Linked DNA regions of Homo sapiens: region 2 is linked to region 1. The links are chromatin contacts, found by Hi-C or POLR2A ChIA-PET in ENCODE. All regions are on one chromosome and are shown on one strand. Each heading gives the region's core, a stretch centred on a gene start or an enhancer-like site at or near the end of the contact. The rest is flanking DNA. Distances are from core to core; before and after follow the strand shown.

Region 1 (5,886 bases), core at 2,407-4,906:
TGGGTGTGGTGGTGTGCACATGTGGTCTCAGCTATTTGGGAGGCTGAGTTGGGAGGATCACTTGAGCCTGGGAGATTGAGGCTGCAGTGAGCCGTGTTCATGCCACTGCACTCCAGCCTAGGTGACAGAGCAAGACCGTGTCTCAAAAATAAAACAAAAAAAGTAGGCTAACTGATTTTGCCTTATATTATTGTTTACTAAGCTTGATCCTATAGGAGCAGCAGTTTTAATGCTGATGCTGTCTTAATGATCATCACAGGCTCTTGCATATAGTCAGTAAATGCTTCTTGAATTGACTACACTAATTTTCCTTCCAGGCCAGGTGCGGTGGCTCACACCTGTAATCCCAGCACTTTGGGAGGCCAAGGTGGGTGAATCATCTGAGGTCAGGAGTTTGGAGACCAGCCTGGCCAACATGGTGAAACCCCGTCTCTACAAAAAAATACAAAAAATTAGCGGGGCATGGTGGCATGTGCCTGTAATCCCAACTGCTCAGGAGGCTGAGGCAAGAGAACTGCTTGAACCCAGGAGGCGGAGGTTGCAGTGAGCCAAGACTATGCCACTGCCCTCTAGCTTGGGCGACAGCGTGAGACTCTGTCTCAAAAAAAAAAAAAATTTTTTTTTCTTTCCAGATGACATATAGCTTTCCAAAGCTCTTCTAGGGAATCATGTCGTTCATATAACCACTTATGTATCAATTATATAAACTTAATCTATCTATACAACATATGCTAGCCAATGAGATAACAAATGTAAGTCAAGGCCTGAACTACGTCGTAAACTCACCAAAAATCAGACACTTCACACACTATACACTGGAGGTGCACAATCGTATTGTTTGCTACCATACTTAGAGCCTAAGGCTTTTTTTTTTTTTTTTTTTTTTTTGAGACCAGAGTCTTGCTGTGTCGTCCAGGCTGGAGTGTGGAGGCATGATCTTGGCTCATGCAACCTCCACCTCCCAGGTCCAAGTGATTCTCCTGCCTCAGCCTCCCAGGTAGCTGGGACTACAGGCATGCACCACCACACCTGAATAATTTTGGTATTTTTAGTAGAGACGGGATTTCAGTATGTTGGCCAGGCTGGTCTCGAACTCCTTACCTCAGGTGATCCGTCTGCCTCGGCCTCTCAAAGTGCTGGGATTACAGGTGTGAGCCACTGCGCCCAAGCTCTTTTTTGTTTTAATGCTTACAATCTACTTGGTGAAAAGACTAAAAGTAGAGTTGCTAGTATCTGCATTTTTAATAAGGTATTGAGAAAATAATGACAATGATGTGAATCCTGAGTATAAATTCTATTTTCGAATAGGATGGCAGCAGAAAAGCAGCAAAAGAGTCCCATACTGCTCAGGAAGGAAAGAGGAAAGTTGTTCTAAATCAGATTAGAATAGCTCTAGGTTTTTCTAAGAAAGAGATAAGTGAGGCTGGGAAAAAAGGGATAGCACAGCAAAAAGCTACCTTAAGAGTGAAAGTAGGTGATTAGTGGGAATGAACTGGGTGTTTCTGAATAAAGAAGACTTAAGTTGCCTGTTGCAGAAGTAGCACTAACTAGAGTCATGGGAGGTGAAGCTTTCATTCTCCCTGTAGTTTACTTTAACATTAAAGTTCCCCACCCAGTTTAGAGTTTTAACAGCTAAGAACATAACTAAACTGGGGAGACAAATAACTCCTTTTTTTCTCTTCAGCAAATATTTATTGAGTATCTGCTTTGTTCAGATGCTATGCAAAACAAAAGGAATACAGTTTCTGTCCTTAAGGCACTTACATTCTGTGGTTCAATTAGTTTTTGTTGGTACACTAAGTGCCTGAACAATGACTCTGTCACATATGTCATTTCAAAGGCCAGAGCTTTTCTAAAAAAGGGAATTTTGAGGTTGCCTTCAGATGTAAATATCACTTGTACACTGTAAAACATTTGTATACATATAAAAAAGCACATTAAAAAAAGTCTTGTCAGGTGCTGTGGCTCACGCCTGTAATCCCAACACTTTGGGAAGCCGAGGTGGGCAGATCACGAGGTCAGGAGTTTGAGACCAGCCTGACCAACATGGTGAAACCTTGCCTCTACTGAAAATACAAAAATCAGCTGGGCGTTGTGGCACATGCCTGTAATCCCAGCTACTCAGGAGGATGAGGCAGGAGAATCACTTGAACCTGGGAGGCAGAGGTTGCAGTAAGCTGAGATCACGCCACTGCACTCCAGCCTGGGCGACAGAGTGAGAGACTCCATCTCCAAAAAAAAAAAAAGTCTTCAGAAGAAGACCTAAGTGTCAAAAAAAAAAAAAAAAAAGTCAAGCTCTTATTTCTCCTCCTCTGCGTCACAGCACTGCTCCCACTCCATTACCCAGTTAACAGTAGTTTTGTGTGGCTCGCCTCATATTGTCAATGCATATGGAAACGCTCATCCATCCACCCATCCATCACTGAATTTACTATCAGGGGAAAATACCTATAGCAAATACTTTCAGCCAAAGGATCTGGATTTAGAAATGTTTTCATTTTAGGTATAAAACCATGAGATTATAAAATGATTAGCTCTTACTTCAAATATTAGCGTGGTAAATTCCTTATCAACAAGTTCAGAGAAAATATAAAAAAGTATTCTTATGGAAAATTGAAAATATTCAAAAGAATAACTAAAAATTATGATGCCTGAAGAGAATCATAGCATGCTAGAATAAAAGGAGTCCAGAACTCATTTCATTATAACCTCCCACTTAATTTTATAGATAAGAACACATTGAGAACATTTAATGATTTGCCCCAGGTTATCTAGTCGGTTCACCTTACTAATTCTGCATTAGCTTACAGTCTTTGATTTGACTTGTTTGTAGTATTACCTCTCAGTTTTCATTAGGACATAGCTGAGCTTGTACCTCTTTTGAAAAAAATTTCCCTTATTATTATTTAAAAAGAATTTTATTGTAGAATAAAATAGAAAATCCAGATAAGCAAAAATAAGGAAGGAAGAACTACCCAACTAATATTGAATCTTCTTAATTTTATCATCACTGCATAACCTTATCTGGAGGTACTGGGGAAATCTTATTGTTACTCATGTACTGATTGATTATAGCCGGTATTCCAGAAAATCACAATCAGGTTACCAAGCTAAAGCTAGAAATGCAGAAGGTCAGGGTCAGAAGGAATAGTGCCACTGCCTGGAGCAGAGTAGGATCAGAAAGGCAGATCAGAGAGTGCTGACAGGCTTTAAGTATTCAGCTGTATCTTGTGGTTTTCATCTGACCCTATTTCCCATTAATGTGTATGTATTCAATCTGCTTTCTTCCTATAGATTATAATAGACACAGCATAGTGTCTGCCACAATCTCTGCCCACTCTCTGAGCAAAACCTGCCTAGCCATAGCCCTTAATAAACAGTCCTCGGCAGCTGTATTTGGAACTGTGTGACTCCTGCTCACCATTAAGGGCAGCCATTCTGTAGGCTGGGTAATAAGCTTAGGAAGTCTTGCCAAAAAGGGGTATCACCCAACAAGAATTAGCTATGCCAATTAGATTGTTAGTCTTGGAAAATACAGGGAGAACTACATTATAAGAGAGTAGATGCAGAAAGGATGTACAGAAACCTGTTTCAAGACAAAGGGCTGTGAGCAAGTTAATGAGGAAGTGGAAAACATGAGTAAGCAGAAACTAGAGGAGAAACAAAGAGAAGCTGATGTACTACAGAGGAAAAGATGCATGGACTCAGCCGCCTTGTGTCCAGGCTAGTCAACTGAGCCATCCTGTTTTCTCCCGCCTGTCAGCTTAGTCTACATTACTGCCACACGTATCCTTAAAATAATTGTCCCTTATTTTATTTTATTTTATTTTTTGAGGCAGAGTTTCACTCTCTCGCCAAGGTGGTGAATGCAGTGGTGCCATCGCACCGACAATTCTCCTGCCTGTCTCCCAAGTAGCTGGGACTACAGGCGTGTGCCACCACACCCGGGTAATTTTTGTATTTTTAGTAGGGATAGGGTTTCACCATGTTGGCCAGCCTGGTCTTGAACTCCTGACCTCAGGTGATCCTCCCACTTTGGCCTCCCAAAGTGCTGGGATTAGAGGTGTGAGCCACCATGTCTGCCCAATTGTCTCTTATTTGATCTAAACTGCAACTTTCATTTTTTTAAAAAGGGAGGTTGAATTATATAATCACTAAAAAATCTCTTTCATCCTATTAATCTTCAGTAGCATTATCTGCATGTATAATAAAATGACTGAGATCAGAAGTTCTCATATTTGACTATTATATTCAACTTGGGAGTTAAAAAAATTAAGATTCTGGGGACTCACTGAATCAGAATATCAGAGAAAATCTTTCTGGTTTTGAGTCTCTATGTTTAGCAGATAAAAATCATGTTTCTCCTGAGAAATGAAAGCATGATTGAGAAACCATTTGAAGTAAAATGGAATATTTAATAATGTTACTCCTATTTTAATTCTCTTGCCTTTTAATCTTGATTCTTATTATTTGTTAAAATATATAGTTTTCAATATTTCCTAATTTATTTTCTCTATTTTTAAAAATTGGCACATAATAACTGTACATATTTTTGGTATTTTACCTTTTAATCCAAATTTTTCTTATTTCTTTTTCTTTAATTTCTGTGCACATATATTTTTAGCTAACAATGCATTTCAGTTTATGTTAATTGATTTCACACTTTATGAGGAATTACAGTAAAATATACTATCATCTATAAGATAGGTAATATACACATTTAGAAAATGGATTAATGCAAATCCTTCAAGGTCTTTTCATGAAACATATTTGTGGAATCTACTCATTTCATAAATGTAAAAGGAAAAAATTAACTAAAATACATTTAGTAAGAATCAGGAATATTAAAATTATGAGTTTTAAAAATTGTACTTACAAAGAGTGTTGGTTTAGGTGTAAATATATTGTCTTCATGCTCTTTAGGCACATTCAAAGTCTTTGATTTCTGATTTTCTGTCACATGTTTTGGTTCTGTTTTAGTGAGAAGTAAGCTGTTCTCAGAATGTTTACTATGCATCTTAACGAGAATCTGTTTCATTGCTGCCAATTCCTGTTGATATATGAAAACAGAAGAAAGTAGCAAGAGTGATTTTAGCAAGCAGACTAATAATGATTAATATTAAAATATTTTTAAGTAGAAGAAACAATTATACTACACACATAAGTTGTGAAAATAAAATAGTAATTAGAATCATGCACATGAATCTTTTGATCATTAATACTCATTTAATATAACTGACAATTACAACATTCTATAGTCTAGTGGTTTCCACGTTTTTCTGCACACTGAAATCACCTGTGGAGCTTCAAATATTGCCAGTGATGACTGTGTCCCAACCCCAGAGACTGTGAGATAATTGATGTGGTGTGGCCTGGGCTTTGGAATTTTTTTTTTTTTTTAGATAGGATCTCACTGTCACCCAGGCTGGAGTGCAGTGGTGTGGTCTCGGCTCACTGCAGCCTCTACCTCCTGGGCTCAAGCCATCCTCCTGCCTCAGTGCCTGAGTAGCTGGGACTACAGGCGCATGCCACCACGCCCAGCTAATTTTTTTGTATTTTGGAATTTTTGAAGATCTCAAGTGATTCTAATAGACAGACAAATTTGGGAACCACTGGCATAGCTACCTTCCACTGTAGATGCTCCACATATATTCGCTGAGTAGACTATTTAAGCATTTAACTTTTTCTCTTCTTCTTTTAAACTGTCGCATTTCCTTTGAATTCTTATATAAAGATGGTAGAGAAAAAGAATCCAATCTTGGCTACTAGTCAGCAGTTAAACAGTAAGTTTAATACAGATTCAGGATTTCTTTAGCTGTATTATCCCTTATCCTTTTACAAATGATAAGTGGGGTTGGCTTCAGTTGCCCTTTGAACTAAGAATTA
Region 2 (5,764 bases), core at 2,615-5,114, 76 kb before region 1:
CTGCTGAGGTGGACCTTGATCAACTGGTTGAGGTGGTGAGGGCAGACTTACCCACTGTAAAGCTACTCTTCCTCCTCTCCTCCTTTCCACAAGGTAATCTTTGGAAGGAAGTCACTATATGTAGCCCACACTGAAGAGTAGACAGTTTTCTTCCACTCTTTGAGGGTGAGGTATCTAAAAAACTTACTTGGAGTCATTCGGCACAGATCTCTCTCTTCTGTTTATGCAACCATTTATATCAGTACAGACAAAGGGATAGTTTATACTGTATTATAATGCAATCCTGCTTTACTTTGTTGCTGACATACCCCGATTATTGTAGGGTTCTTTTTTTTTTTTTGACAGGAAGTCTCACTCTTGTCCCCCAGGCTGGAGTGCAATGGCACAATCTTGGCTCACTGCAACCTCTGCCTCCTGGGTTCAAGCGATTCTCCTGCCTCAGCCTCCCGAGTAGCTGGGATTACAGACACCTGCCACCACGCCCGGCTACTTTTTGTATTTTTAGTAGAGACGGGGTTTCACCATGTTGGCCAGGCTAGTCTTGAACTCCTGACCTCAGGTGATCTGCCCGCCTCAGCCTCCCAAAGTGCTGGGATTACAGGCATGAGCCACCGCGCCCGGCCGGGTTTTTTCATCGCTTCCTATATTCCTTCTGATATACCACTTTCTCACACTACAGGATGCTCCGGACTTGCATGTTTCCCACTCCAATCTTAGAATCAGCTGTTTCTCTAAGGAGCTCATTTTTTAAAAATTGGACAATGGTATTAGAAACCAAGATCTAGGAAACCGTCATTCTCAGCAAACTAACACAAGAACAGAAAACCAAACACCGCATGTTCTCACTCGTAAGTGGGAATTGAACAATGAGAACACATGGAGATAGGGAGGGGAACATCACACACTGGGGCCTGTCATGGGGTTGGGGGCTAGAGGACGGGTAGCATTAGAAGAAATACCTAATGTAGATGACGGGTTGATGGGTGCAGCAAACCACCACAGCACGTGTATACCTATGTAACAAACCTGCACATTCTGCACATGTACCCCAGAACTTAAAGCATAATTAAAAATAATAATAATAAACAAATAAAAACAAAACCTAGGCCTGGCGCAGTGGCTCACGCCTGTAATCCCAGTGCTTTGGGAGACCAAGGCTGGTGGATCACTTGAAGCCAGGAGTTTGAGACCAGCCTGGCCAACATGGTGAAATCCCATCACTACAAAAAACACAAAAATTAGCCGGGCATGGTGGCACGTGCCTGTAATCCCAGCTACTCAGAAGGCTGAAGCAGGACAATCCCTTGAACCCAAGGCAGAGGTTGCTGTGAGCCACGATTACGCCACTGCACTCCAGCCTGTGTGATAGTGTCAAAAAAAAAAAAAACACAAGATGTAGGTTCTAGGTGTACTTGTTGCTGCGGAATAAAACCAAATCCTAATGATTTTTTTAAGTGTTACACCAATTCTTCTTGTTTGCCTCTGATGACACAGCCTCCAGACTAGCACATGCAAGTTAACTCTCTATGGTGTTTTCAACTAAGGATGCTTAAGGTCTCGTGCATTACGTGGCCAGATAAGTATTCGTGAATTATGACTCCCTTTATGCTAATTTAAAAAATAAATCCCCCAGCTGGGCGCAGTGGCTCACGCCTGTAATCCTAGCACTTTGGGAGGCTGAGGTGGGTGGATCACGAGGTCAGTTCACAAGACCAGCCTGGCCAATATGGTGAAAGCCCACCTCTACTAAAAATACAAAAATTAGCCAGGCGTGGTGACGTGCGCCCGTAATCTCAACCACTCGGGATGCTGAGACAGGATAATCACTTGAACCTGGGAGGCAGAGGTTGCAGTGAGCCGATATTGCGCCACTGCACTCCAGCCTGGGTGACAGAGCGAGACTCCGTCTCAAAAAATAAATCCCCGTCTTATGTAGGTACGGGTTCAATGTGGCTCCTCTACAAATGTGTGGAATTGATTTCTCACTAACCGCCCTGATCAGACTCTTTATTGCAGGTAAAGAAGAAAAGCACCACATACATCTTTTAGGCACTTTTTATTTTCCAAAAAAAAAATTGTCGTTAATATATAAACATCTCATTCTCTCAAAAAATTCTACAACTATACAGCTGTTTGCTCCATTATTTGCATAGGAAATGACCACAATACAAAAATAAGAGGGAAAAAGAAGCAAAACAGCAACCGATTTCTGCTTTTCATGTAGGTGTGTTTCCACGTATAAACATTTTGAAGCCTCTTACAAAATTATTTACATCGTTTGTCATCTATTTACATCTTTTAAGAGCAACTTTTCTAACAAACAAAACTATAATTTATCAAGTTATGAAAATTGTCTTCTAAAAAAACTTACTATATTACCACAAAATAAATAAAGATAAACAATATTTTAAAAACAAAATTAAATTTTCATTTCAATTAAGACCCCTTTTGGCATTTTGCTTATTTATTCTGCCCTTTGGTTAACAGCATCAGCATCACATTACTATTTTATATTGCATATATGTAGCATTTGCTTCCTTAAGTTTTCAACATATCATTTATATTTAAAGGCAGACACTGAGTCAGTATTAATAGATTAACTAAACTGCACTGTAATTTAGATAAAATTACTGTGTCTCACTGTGTATTACATGCAAAATCCACATAAATTGTCATTTAACCAACAGTACTGCACGAGCGAACATCTCGATATATGAAAACTGCATCATCAATTCAACGTTTTGGTACTTGAAACTGCATCATAAATGCAACATTGTCATATGTGAAAACGACACCCTAAGTCCTTCTTTTTAAAAATGACATTGCGTTTAGCTTATTGTAAGAGGTTGAACTTTTGTATTTTGTAACTATCTTTAAGCTCTTCAGTTTATAATTCATATAAAATGCCTTTTGTATTTAAAATAATCCTATTTTAATCAGTGCATGAAATTTGCTTTTTTAAAGTTCATTTGAATGATTATTCCTTCCCTCTAAAGAAATGATTTTGGTAATGTTGAGAGGTACCTTACCACAAATCCTAACTGTAAGTGTATTCATGGTTATTTTCAAAAGAATTATGACTCTTCCCCAAAAGAATCCTAAAAAACTTGTAATAAACCTATAAAGCTGATTTGCATATTTACAAAATTTTGAATAGCAAATATAGGCAACTCATATATGTATATAATTTTTAAAAACCCACACATTTGTTCAATGGCTATTTGTGAATTGCCAGGTATACTGTATCTCTAAGGAATTACCTACTATTGAAAAAAACTACTCAATGCCAAGTAAAATCTTGACATACAATCCATTCTTCTTCTGGTGCCTGCCAACTGATTTGTTTACTGAACACTGTCACATTAAATGATGGTGCCTAGGTAAAAACGCTGCACACACTCCCCTCCACCCCCACCCCTTACCCATGTTGAGACGTGGCTGCCTGTCATGAGATGAGATCTGCTTGAGTAAAGCCATATACATTACAGCAAGCATTCCAGATTCTTAAAATGACCAAACACTTTGGTATTAATACAATGTATTCCCTGTTTTCTCAAATATACAAAATATACATTTCCAGTTTTAGTTGTGGTTTTCTTGCTTTTGTTTGTTTTTGTTGTTTTTACACAGGAATAGTTAGGTCTGTCATTTGAGGGAGCCCAGGGGACCTGGAACGGGTCACACGGGCAGTGCTCAGTTCTGGTGCCTCTTCATATGCAGGGCCAGGTGGTCAGAGCGCGAGAAGCTGCGGTTGCACACCCCGCACTGGAAGGGCTTGGCGCCTGTGTGCTTCCGGTAGTGGCGGGTCAGCTCATCCGATCGCGCGAACCTCCAGTCGCAGCCTTCCCAGGTACACTTGTATGGCTTTTCACCTGTGACAACGAACAAAGGAGGTAAAGCGGCCTGCTTGTAATGCAAACATCCTAGATAACACCGGAGAAGGAATTTCAAAGAAAAAAAAAATCTTGGCCAAGCGAAAGAAGGAAAGCTCATGAATTCCATTATGAGTAAATACATATCAAAGCCACTCAAAGTAAGCTAGTTAAGAGTTATTTCTTATAACCTCCAAGTATTTTTTACCTCATAAAGAAAAAAGCATTTTGTGTACCTTTGAACAACTGAAGAATAACAATTTTAGACAAGTACAAAACGAATCAGTGCCCTTATTTTTATGTACTCCTACACACATAAATCCAGGAAATGACTAGATGAGCCTGAGTGGCTTTATCATTATTGTGCAAATACAGTTTCTATACCAACAAACCCAAATTAAATTATTATAGGACTAATGGCTGTAAGGTGGGTGAGGGAGGAAAAAATTCAGAAGCTGTTGCACGAATCACCTATACATTGAATTTCATGTACCACAACTGCTTAACCAGAAACTGGTCCTAGATGTTTCTAAATTAGCCAGACAGAAGCTTGCAGCTCATCAATCAGTTCACTTGAAAACATGGCCTCCAAAATGGACTATTAGGGCATTCACTCTTTGAGAGTCACACACACCTTCACACACCTTCCTTTTGCAGATTGAAGCAAAATAGTCTGGTACTGATAACTTCACATTGGTAAAAAAAAAAGACCATGAAACAACTGTAAAAACTGACATTTGTTGACTTGTATTTAGTTTTTCTTTGTCATGTGTTACACCCAAAATTCATTCCATAAACAATTCGCCAAGCATCTATTATAGGCCAGGAACTGTCCCAAATACTTGTGATACAATGGCTAACAAAATAAAAACAGTTGGCCTCATGGAGCTTACATGTGTAATATACATCTAAAAGTCTGAAATTGTTCAACCTACCCATTCCATTCTTTCACAGTTCTCTTCCCTTGAGTATTGAGTTGGTATGTTCCTCCCTCCCATCCTGTAATGTATATTATTCCTAATGCTCCCCAAAGCTTGCCAGCTGTTTAACTTTCAAAACCACTAAATATTCATAATGTAGTCTTAATTCTCTGTTTGTGAAGAATCCTACTGGAGATCATATATTCCAGTAGGAATAAATGCCAAAACGTTCTTTCAGTGAGCATTAACTAGCAGTTCCTACATTTATGATTTTATAATTTTCTATGAATTTTTTATAAGAATTCGTGAGATAAATTTGTATATTAAAGTATTACTGGCTTACTGCTGAGTTTTATATAGATACTTTTTCACCTCTTAAATTCCCTTAAAAAAATGTTTCCTTCTGAAAGGGAGGAACCTCAGAGTTGCTTTGAACACTTGTTTAGTTCTGACGAAACAGAAACTGCACAACCTTTCTGCCTAATTTAGCAGTATCATGTTCAGGAAGTTGTAGGATTAACCAAGTCAGTCTAAACTTTAAAAGACCCTGTCCTCATCAACTGAGATTTCTACAATTTGTGGTTAATATATTTTTGTTGTCATGATAACCACTCTGACTCTCAGACAAAGAAGAAAGTGCCAAAACAGACGACATGAAAGTGGTCCCAATTTTTTTTCCCTTGAGAGTTCACCTACATTTCCCATGGTATGGATTGCTGTGCCATACTTCCTCTCTTCTCTCCTCTGCCTCTGACCCAGACAGTTTTTGTTTTAATTCCCTTTCTGGTTCCTATCAATCCACTTTAAAAATGAACATCTCAATTCTAGAAGTTTTTTCTCCCCTCATAGTAGATTCTAACCAGAAATTTAACCTAAGACACTCAAGCCATTTACAAAACAAAGTATAAATCACGTTCTGTCACTTACAATCACATAAAATGTCTGATATATAGAAATATTTTAACACCAGTA

The links. Hi-C counts contacts between places; a loop is a spot of excess contacts on that map. ChIA-PET counts read pairs that join two places held with the same protein, here RNA polymerase II (POLR2A).
Region 2: a loop to region 1 is called in a map of endothelial cell of hepatic sinusoid, with 10 times the contacts of the local background. The contact joins two enhancer-like sites. A Hi-C loop is called at or near these places in 1 of 168 maps with a recorded cell type or tissue (endothelial cell of hepatic sinusoid). POLR2A ChIA-PET finds 5 or more read pairs at or near these places in 7 of 52 experiments (A673, AG04449, Caco-2 and 4 more).

What each region holds. Positions count from the first base shown.
Region 1 is chr13:72,997,986-73,003,871 of GRCh38, reverse strand. It overlaps PIBF1 (progesterone immunomodulatory binding factor 1), which reads right to left. Exons shown (of 18, transcript NM_006346.4): 17 at 4,877-5,050. Among named protein-coding and RNA genes, the nearest start is that of KLF5, 58 kb to the left of the region's middle. Within about 2 kb of position 3,656, at least 3 of the 41 ENCODE cell types and tissues checked have a DNase peak (open chromatin) inside an H3K27ac peak, as active enhancers do.
Region 2 is chr13:73,073,816-73,079,579 of GRCh38, reverse strand. It overlaps KLF5 (KLF transcription factor 5), which reads right to left. Exons shown (of 4, transcript NM_001730.5): 4 at 2,042-3,872. The coding sequence ends at 3,694. Among named protein-coding and RNA genes, the nearest start is that of KLF5, 18 kb to the right of the region's middle. RefSeq lists enhancers at 3,240-4,045, 4,046-4,852. Within about 2 kb of position 3,864, at least 3 of the 41 ENCODE cell types and tissues checked have a DNase peak (open chromatin) inside an H3K27ac peak, as active enhancers do.